Regions from separate parts of the Homo sapiens genome. Here region 2 is linked to region 1. Evidence: chromatin contacts called from ENCODE Hi-C data. All regions are on one chromosome and are shown on one strand. The core of a region is the stretch at or near the end of the contact, and the rest is flanking DNA. Distances in the headings are between cores, read along the strand shown. Region 1 has its middle 27 kb from the start of SLC12A7. Region 2 overlaps LPCAT1 (lysophosphatidylcholine acyltransferase 1).

Region 1 (4,844 bases), core at 2,331-4,830:
TGCTCAAACAGCAGGACACGCAGGCACACATGTGCTCAGACACCAACACCAGGACACACAGACGTGCACACATACCACCAGGACACACACACATGTACTCACACACCACCAGGACACACATGTGCACACACACCAACAGCAGGACACACACACGTGCTCACACACTCCAACACCAGGACACACATGCAGACACACGTGTGTCTACAGCCAGTGTTTCCCAGCCCAGAGCTGGCTGCACAGAGCCACACCCAGCCACAGTGAGGCCGCTGCAGTCCCGGGTTTTCACCCCCTCAAGCTCACCCTGCCCCTACTCCAAGGATTCATGCCCCCATCACAGGCGGGGCCACCTGTGCCCTCTTCCCAGAGCACTCGAGGCCAGGCACGATCCGGAGCCACTTCCTGCGTAGCCCCCTCCATCTGTGCCCCGAGAAACCAAGGACTCCGAAGGACAAGGATCAGACCACGAATGACAAAGAACCTTGGCCCAGAGAGCCAGGACTCCATCCCTGACTGCCTGCCTCCCCACCTTGTTTCCTTACAGCTCAGCACCTGCCAGGGACGTCAAATACACCGCACCCAGCCCCAGGGGGTCCCCACTGCTAGAAGACCACCTTCAGCTCCAGCTACACCTTCCCTTCCCGTTGTCCACACCTTCCCCCTCCTCCTCAACCTGCCTGGACGTCCAGACCCCCCGAGCAGGCACTGAATGACCCCGTTCCCCTCCGGGTGGTCCCCACTCATGTCCATGGCCTCATCCTGGACTTGGCAAACAGGGCCCGCCCCAGGACTTCGCACGGCTGTCCTTGGGCCACACATCTGGGCGATTCGGGGCCGGGGCTCCTCTTCCTGGACATGGCCTCTGCAGGTCAGGCCCTCCCTGCTCGCCCAGGTGCGTCATCAGAACCCTTGGTCTGGCTGGCGGAGAAGACAGCACAAGCGCCTGGATCTGCCCCTCCCCCGGCACCAGCTCCCCGGGGCCTGGCGCACTGTGAGGAGAATCATGGATGTCGGCGCCAGCGCTGTGGAAGACACCCTAAGGGGGTCCAGTGAGCTGTGGCAGAAGGAGCAGTCTCTCTTGCCGGGCTGGTTCCTGGGCTCCTGGTTCCTGAGTGACCCTGGAGCAGGGATAGCCGCCGGCACCCGCCCCTCCTCTTCTCAGAAGTGGTCACGCTGTGTCCAGAGTTGGTTCCTTCCAGTGGGTTCTTGGTTTATGCTGACTTCAAGAATGAAGTCCCAGATCTTTGCAGTGTTACAGCTCTTAAACGTGGCACGGACCCAAAGAGTGAGCAGCAGCAAGATTTATTGCAAAAGGGGAAAAGCGGAAAAAAACACAAACCTTCCACATCATTGAAATGAACCCCAGGGCACCACCCACTGCCGGCGGGGTGGGGCAGGGCAGGGCGGCTTTTATTCCCTTATTTGACCCCACCCACATCCTGCTGATTGGTCCATTTTACAGAACACTGATTGGTTCATTTTACAGAGTGCTGATTGCTCCATTTTTACAGAGTGCTGATTGGTGCATTTACAAACCTTTAGCTACACACAGAGCTGCTCATTGGTGTGTTTACAATCCTTTAGCTAGACAGAAAAGTTCTACAAGTCCCCACCCTACCCAGAGGCCCAGCGGGCTTCACCTCTCAACCTCATAGGGCCTCCTCCTCTGTGTGCCTCTCTCCTCGTCTGTTTCTGATTTGCCAGTGGGCTTAGAGCCCGCTCACATAAACTGGGGCGACTTCAGCTGGAGATCTTTACCCCACATGCAAAGATTCTTTTCCAAATAAGGTCATATTCTCGGGTTCCAGGAATCAGGACATAGATGTAGCTCTTTGGAGGCCACCGTTTAGTTTACTACAAACCTTGAAACCAAAACAGGATCAAGGTCCAAACTTAGAAGGACTTGGGCTCCAGAGAGAGGCCCAGGAAGCTAAGCCCCACTGCCCGACACAGCCCTGTGTGCACAGTGGGAGCCCCAGGGTGTCTGTTCAACTGCAACACACAGCTTTCTACCAGGTCCTTAACACATGCTGGGTCCTAACATGTGCCCTGAGGTGAGCCGGGGATACTCGACTCCAGGGCACTGGCCAGAAGCCTTGGACCTGCACCCACCACCCAGGCCTCTGAAAGGAGAGCAAGCTGAAGTCTTGACTTTGAAACAGCTGCAGGGGTCGCCCCTCACCCAAGCTTGGGGTGGGGGGGGGGCTCTGGGCGGCAGCAGGTGCACTTTGGGAGCCTCCGATGGTCCCCACAGCTGGGCTCCCTCCTCATCCCCATGGGCGTAGCCCACCAGGTGGCTGCTGAGTCCTCATGGTCCGTAGGCAAGAGGAAGGGGGAAAGTGTGAGCCCTTGGCCTCCACGGCAGCCGGCTGGGATCCTGGCGGGGGACCCTCGCTGGTAACAGCATCTCCCCAGGACGTGCGGCCCCAGTGCCTGCACCCAAGCCCAGCCCTGGTGGGGAGCAGCCCCTGGAAGGCAGGAACCACTCCAGGCAAATGCAGCTGGTGCTCAGCTACATCCTCACGAGGGCCCTGGGCCCCAAACCAAGAGGCGGCTCAGCCTGACAGATGCGGTTCTGGGAGCTGGGGCGGTTGACACTGCCTGGGCCTTGCCGGCTTGGCCTTCTCTGAGGGGTGGTGTCCACACAGCAGCAATGGTGCCACATGCCGGAACCTGGAACCGAGGTTGCCTCGAGAACTGTTTGGGCAGTGGCCCTAGCGGGTGTGGGTGCCGGGAAACAGGAGGCAGAGTGGCCCCCATGTTCCTCTGTAGGCGTCCGCACAGCCTGCCTTCCCCGAGTGCACACGGCGAGCTTGCTTGACCCTGGGGTGGCCACGGCCCACTTTTGTGACCCACGTCCCTCCTCCCGGCAGGCCCCGTGTCTTTGGGGAAGGTGAGTAATTCTGAATCTGGTTCCCGAGCCCCACTTCCCAGTCTAGGGCCACTACGTCCCCACGGTTCTGGGACACTTGCTGAGACAAAGGCAGATTTTGTGAGTCAAAAGGGACTTTCCACATCTCCAAACGGCGTTTCCGGATGCATGGGCCTCAGGGCTCTGATCCCAAGAAGTGCCAAGAAGACCTCTGTGGTCACAGATGCGGACCAGGCCGGGACATGCTGGAAGGTGTCAGGACACGCCCGGCCTGCACCTCTGTCTCCCAGAGCATCCCAGGTCTCAGGGCATCAAACGCTCCGAGGTCGGTGACCAGGCACCACCGCCTTGGCCTCAACCAGCACCCCAGAGGCGCCGTCCTGCCCTCAGAAGGCCCCCCAGAAACGCTGTTTCCCATCGCTGGCTGGCTGTCTCGTACCAGCCGCTGCAGCCCCGGCCCACCTGCATGCAGGGAGCAGGGCCCCATGGGAACCCAGGCAGATCCCCCTCCTGAGAAAGGTGGCCCTGCCCCAGCCAGCACATCCCAGGCGATGAGGCATGTGATCCCCATGGCCCCTCGGGTGAATCCTGACCGCCAATCTGCACACACAGCCACACCTGCGTCTCCATCTCCCTCGGTTCTGTTCCCCCCCACCGGGTCTGGAAGACACTGGTAAGCAGGGGAGGAGGAAACAGGTGCAGCTCCAGCGAGGCGGTGCTCCCTGCTGGTGAGTGGGTGCCCCCTGCTGGTGAGGGGGGGTGCTCCCTGCTGGCTTCCCCTCCCCACAGCTGTCCCTGGAGGGAGGCGTCATTCTGTAAACAGGGAGATGGGGTTCAGGACGGTGCCAGCATGCCCAGCAATCCCGGAGTTCCCCGTGCTCAGGAACTCGCACCGCTGGCTCCACGCTCTCTACTCCAGTGGGACAAGAAAGCTCTGCTCACCAGGCAACGAGAGGCGCAAGGGCGGAGCCCAGGGCCCCGGGGAGGGCTCAGGTGGCTGGCGGAGGGGGTGCAGGGAAGGGAGATTCACCCAGGAGGGCCATTGACAAGCACTGGCTGGGGAGGGATGTGGTCACTGCACCGGCATGACAGCTCGGAGTAGCTTCTAGGTGACCACGCCATGGGAGAATGTTCTGAGGGGAACCCCTTGGGAGGCTCAGCATGAGGCAGAGCCGTTGGGGGCTGCAGCCAAGGTGGGCAAGCTGGGCCTGGGCCAGTTCAGAGCAGCCAGGCTGAGGGGGAGGGTGGACACGGGACGTTTATACCAATACGCTCGGGCCGCTGTGGAAATGAGTGCAGCCAGGCTGTGCACACCACAGACACGTCTCGAAGCCTCGGGCCTGAAGTCCCAGGTCAGTGTGTGGCTGGGCTGCTCCCCTGAGCTGTAGGCGGGCACCGGTTCCGGCCTCTTCTTGGCTTGCAGGCCCCAGCTTCTCCCTGTGTCTCTGTATCGTCCCTGCTCTGTGAGTGTCTATTTCTGTGTCCAAATTCCCCCTTTTAATAAGGACACCCGTTATATTGAATTAGGATGCACCCCTGTGAGCTGTCACTTGATGACCTCTGCAAACAGCTCCCTCCCAATACCATCACATTCTCAAGTGCTAGGCAGTAGGACCCCCAGTCCTCTCCCAGTCCTAATGGAGAGATGTCACTGAGCCTGTAACTTGGCTGTCCCAGCCGTCCCTGCTGCCACGGGCACCACAGCCGCCATGGGCACCAGAGCCGCCACGGGCACCACAGCTGTCCCTGCCTCCCTCTCTGTGCTCTCCCCTGGCTTGTTTTCTGTATCTCCTGGGATGGAGGCTCCCTGGGGACTGTCTTCCCCACTGTGTCCTCAGCACCCAGACCTCACTGGGACAGCAGCCACTAAGCTTGTGTGGTCACTGAAGTTTATATTTAAGTTAAAATTTTTTTTAAAAAATGAAGAATCCAGGTCCTCAGCCACAGCAGCTACAGCTCAAGTGCCGATAGCCAC
Region 2 (4,727 bases), core at 873-3,372, 350 kb after region 1:
GGGAGGCACCAAGGGCACAGGGAGAGCCCGGCCAACGCTCAGATTCACTCTGGGTGGGCCAGCCCCCCTGTCCAAGGACCCCTGCAGCTGCGAGGGTGCCTGGGCACACAGCTCCACAATCCCCCTCCCTGAGCAGATGACGAACGACCATGGGCCTTTGCCACAGTGGGGGGGCAAATGTGGTTTCCTGGGTATGCCAGAACCACAGGATGCAAAGGGTGCTGAGTGGAGCTGGGGCTGCCCCATGAGCCTGTGGAGCTTGCAGAGCGGGGAAACCTGCGTGTGAGAGCCAAGGCCATCACTCGGATGGTGCCTGCAGTCCAGTCTCGCCTCCAGTGCCGGCCTGTCCAGCCTCCTCCAGGCTTCCCCAGCCAGCCGAGTGCAGTGAGCCCTCCAGTCCCACCAAGGACCATCCCCGATTTCCAAGCCTGACCCAGGCAGACTCAGGCCACCCACAACTGCCCAGCTGCAGGCACAGTCTGGACACCTTCCGGCTGCTGCAGGCCCAATCCCCCATGGGCCATGCCAGGGTTCCTCACCCCACTTCCAGCCTTCCTATCCCAGCTGTGGCCACCACCCTCAGTGGTCAGCACCACAGAATGTGTCCCCACCCAGTCCATACTGAATGTGTCCCCCCAGATATTTTCTAGAAAACTGTCATATGAATGCTAACGTTAGGTGCTGCATGGAAACAGAGCCGGCAGGAGTGGCCAGGTGAGGGCCCCGGCCATAGGCGACGCCCCTCGTCCCAGCAGCTCCTTCCCTCAGCACCGCCCACTGCCAACCCAGGACCCGCTGTGCCCCAGAACGTGCTGTGCTGTGCTGATGGCGGCTGTGAAGGAAGCACGAGGACAGAACGGGCCCAGATGCCCTGAAGAGCACCGAGGACAGAGCTCTGGTGGGTCAGGGCTGCGCACAGGTGGGTGAGGGGCCACGCAGGGCTCCCTACAGTCCTCCCAGAGCAGTGGGTCCATGGGATGCGGCCCCCAAAGATGGGTCCACATGCTGACCCTGGAACCTGTGAATGAGGCCTTATTTGGAAAAAGGTTTTTACAGAGGTAACTCGTTAAGGATCTCAAGATGAGAGCATCCTGGATCACCCAATGACTGGTCCTTATAAGAGACTCATAGAGGAGACACTTGGAGGGAGCCAGGCCAGTCGACCACTGAGGCAGAGTCAGAGGGACGCAGCCCCCAGAGGAGGAAGAGGCAGGAAGGGGCCGCACAGGGCCTTCGGCCCAGAGACGCCTTGATTTTGAACATCTGGTCCCCAGATGACGAGAGGGTGAATCTCTGCTGGAGTGAGCCCCCGGCTTTGGGGAGGGGTCATGGCAGCACCAGGTGCTCAGGTCCCTGGTTCACGGCACAGCCGCGGTGCATGGGCAGCCCTGCCGACCTGCTCCCAAAGACTTCCAGAACTGCCATCTGATAAAGGTGAGCCACCCTTGCCAAGCAGACCTGGAGCAAGCACTGTAGCCTGTTATGATAGTGAGGGCACTCAGGTAGCAATAAAAATAACAATTACAACAACGAAAATTACACAGGAAACCCCAACACAGAAAATGGGGCACAAGGCCAATGTGCCCGGCGGTGGGGGCTCGATCACTCCCAGCAGCGTGGTGGGGGGGGGGTCCCTCACTCCCGGTAGGGAGGGTCTCACTCATTTCCAGCAAGTGGGGGTCCCTCATTCCTAGCAGGGAGGGATCTCTCATTCCCAGAAGGGGGGGTCCCTAAAAACCAGCAGGGAGTCCCTCATTGCCAGCAACAGAGGGGGTCTCACTCATTCCCAACAGAGGGGGGACCCTCACTCCCAGCAGGAGGGGAATCTCTTATTCTCAGCAGCAGGGGGATCTCTCACTCCCAGCAGGGCAGGGTCCCTCACTCCCAGCAGGGGTGTCTCACTCACTTCCCCAGATCGGGATGTCTCTGCTCTCTGCCTTCATCACGATGGAGGACATCGTCATGGTCACAGGGATGGCGTCGAAGTAGGACGAGTGAGGCGCGAGCGTGAGGATGGCCGCCTCGGTGGGCAGCGCCTGCCGCCCCTTCACGGCCACCCGGTGGAAGCCGCCGGCGAACCACATGGTGCGCATGATGGCCTTCAGCAGGAAGTCCACAACCCTGCAAAAGAGGGCGCTGCGTCACGCGGGCACACGTCCGCAGTCTCGGAGTCTGTGTGAGGCACAGGGGCGGTCCCACGGGAGAGCCCTCCAGGGCGCAGTCCAGGCCACGGGCTTCCTGTGGTCGCCGCCGCTGGGACATCTGCTTGAGGGAAGAAAAGACGCCGCGCCTTCCTGGCCTCCGCCTGTGTCCTCGCTGGCTGCGCTCTCACCTACGAAGGAGGCCGCGGGGCCCTGTGTGGTGGTCACGGGCCACGCGGCAGGCAGTGCTAAGACAACATGAGACTCCGGAACACAGACAGCACAAGTCCCAGGCCAGAAGACCTCCGGACCTTCATGTTAGCAACTTATTTATCAGCATCCTATCATTTTGAAATGGGAAAAACATTAAAACACCTAAAACGCATATCGCAATATGGGGGGGGGGGCGCTCAGAGCTGAGGGCGGAAGCTGAGACCTGCGTGCGAACTTCCCCATCTCATCTCCACAGGAAGCCCGGGGTTCCCACAACCAGGCGTTGTGTTATTACAGTGAGCTGTTTCTGGAGGAAATTAGATGGCCAATAAATTTGGAAAATAAAGTAAAAATCAGCCTAGGTTAACTGAATTTGTGTACTCTTTATCTCTTTTTAAAATAGGTACAAATTTAGCCTTTTAAATGTGTGTATTCTCTTTCATATGAGGCTACAGATTAGGCTGTTATTCCACACCTCAGGGAATTGACACGCAGCAGACAGCCACGGTGTGTGAGAAGCCACAGGTCAGGCACACAGAGAACATGATTCAGCCTCATGAGAAGCCACGGCTCACTCGGCCACTGGGTTAAGTGGGCGCATCACACTGGGTAAAACTACTGCACAGAGAAACAAGAGCCTGAAGCCTTACTGGATTCACATTGCCCTGGGACAGATGATCCTCCCAGAAGACTTCCAGGACAGGGGTCCCCATGGATCTGAGCCAAGGCGGTTGCTAGGAGGGCACAAAGCCTCCTCTCGTGGGGCCACCTTGGAATGGCCTTTGTGTATGCGATGATAAACAATGGTGTAGTTACACATGGAGATGCTGGGGACCAACCCAGGGTGCTGCTTGTCTAGAGGAGGGGGGATTACACAGGTGTGCACTTCTTCACCACCTGTTCAGCTGCATATTTAAAAATGTACTTTTCTGGCCAGGCATGGTGGCTCACGCCTGTAATCACAGCACTTTGGGAGGCCAAGGCAGGTGGATCACTTGAGGTCAGGAGCTCAAGACCAGCCTGGCCAACATGGTGAAACCCTGTCTCTACTAAAAATACAAAAATTAGCTGGGCATGGTGGCAGGCGTCTGTAATCCCAGCCACTCAGGAGGCTGAGGCAGGAGAACTGCTTGAACCCAAGGGGCGGAGGTTGCAGTGAGCCGAGATTGCGCCACTGCACTCCAGCCTGGGCAACAGAGTGAGACTCCATCTCAAGAAAACTAAACTAAAAAATAAAGATGTACTCTTCTGTGCACATGTTATTTTCCACAAAAAAAAAAAAAAAGTACAAAAACAAAAGCCAAAAGACAGCAATTGATGCCTAAGATGGAAGAAACAAGGCAGCGGCGGAGGGAGAAGCGAGGCTGCAGAGGAGGCTGCGGCGGGCACAGGAGCCAGTCTCGGGCAGGTTCAGGGGCAGGAGAGAGGACAGCAGGAAAAAAGGGATTAAAACCCGGGCGGCCCTTAGAGGAACACACCTGCCAGCCCCGAAATCGAATTGCAGGGACAGACGGTGCTCAGGGGAACTGTACTGGGTGTCGGGGCAGGGAAAAAGCAGCCTCAGCTCTTCTCTAAAGATCTTGGAGGAATTTTATACCCAAACTATCCACATGTGAAAACCCGGACTGCTGGTGTGGATGACAGCCTCAGAGAAAAGCTCCGCTTGCTGTGGGGTTGGGGACCCAGCACCCACTCACCCCAAGGCAAAGGGAGCCAGCACAAGCCCAGGGTGCTCAGGTGCCTGGGCAGCCCATTCCCAGGGGAATGTGAATCAGGAGACAGATCTATCTGCATACACAGGAGCGGGGATCTCCATCAGCACCCCCAGGAAATCCACTCCGTCCTACCGCCCTCACACGGACGACACCCAAGAATCCTGAGACGTGTGAGCAGAGCAGCTGCATGGCAGAGAAGCAGAGGACTGACCCCAAGGAGACAGAAAGGGTGGGCATCAGAAGAGGGGTGCAAAACATCCACCACGCTCGCCAAGAGAGTCTGGAAGAACAGGGCGCTGAGGAGCATCAAAGAACAAGAAAACACTCTCAGAAACCAAGACTGTCACTGTGGAGACAAGCAACTCACAGGAAAGACTGGGAAATGAGGAGGAGGAAATCTCCCAGAACATGCAGGGGGAAAAGGAGGAAGGCCGCTGAGGCCTGCATCTCCTCAAGCCAGCTGGCATGTGGAGGTGGGTGGGGGAAGCCCACACGTCTAAGCGTGAGGGGCAGGCGCAGGCCCCGGCTCTGCAGGTTCCAAATGTTCTGCTGTGAGCAGAGGCAAGAGGCAGAGTGGAGCCGGCCCTGGAGAGGACCTATACACATGTACACAGCCTGAGTGCTGGCTACGGTGCCAGGCCGGTGGGGTAGGGCAAAG

What was found. A loop is a pair of places that touch in the nucleus more often than their neighbours do. Pooled maps may share reads with other maps.
Region 2: a loop to region 1 is called in a map with no recorded cell type, with 2.2 times the contacts of the local background. The contact joins two enhancer-like sites. A Hi-C loop is called at or near these places in 13 of 37 single-sample maps with no recorded cell type and 4 of 50 pooled maps.

The regions. Positions count from the first base shown.
Region 1 is chr5:1,136,876-1,141,719 of GRCh38, forward strand. It overlaps a transcript of SLC12A7 not described here. Among named protein-coding and RNA genes, the nearest start is that of SLC12A7, 27 kb to the left of the region's middle. RefSeq lists enhancers at 295-827, 3,619-4,462. Within about 2 kb of position 3,581, at least 3 of the 41 ENCODE cell types and tissues checked have a DNase peak (open chromatin) inside an H3K27ac peak, as active enhancers do.
Region 2 is chr5:1,492,794-1,497,520 of GRCh38, forward strand. It overlaps LPCAT1 (lysophosphatidylcholine acyltransferase 1), which reads right to left. Exons shown (of 14, transcript NM_024830.5): 3 at 1,907-2,121. It overlaps LOC124901162 (a long non-coding RNA gene), which reads left to right. Exons shown (of 2, transcript XR_007059103.1): 2 at 679-2,726. Among named protein-coding and RNA genes, the nearest start is that of MIR6075, 16 kb to the right of the region's middle. RefSeq lists an enhancer at 1,144-2,343. Within about 2 kb of position 2,123, at least 10 of the 41 ENCODE cell types and tissues checked have a DNase peak (open chromatin) inside an H3K27ac peak, as active enhancers do.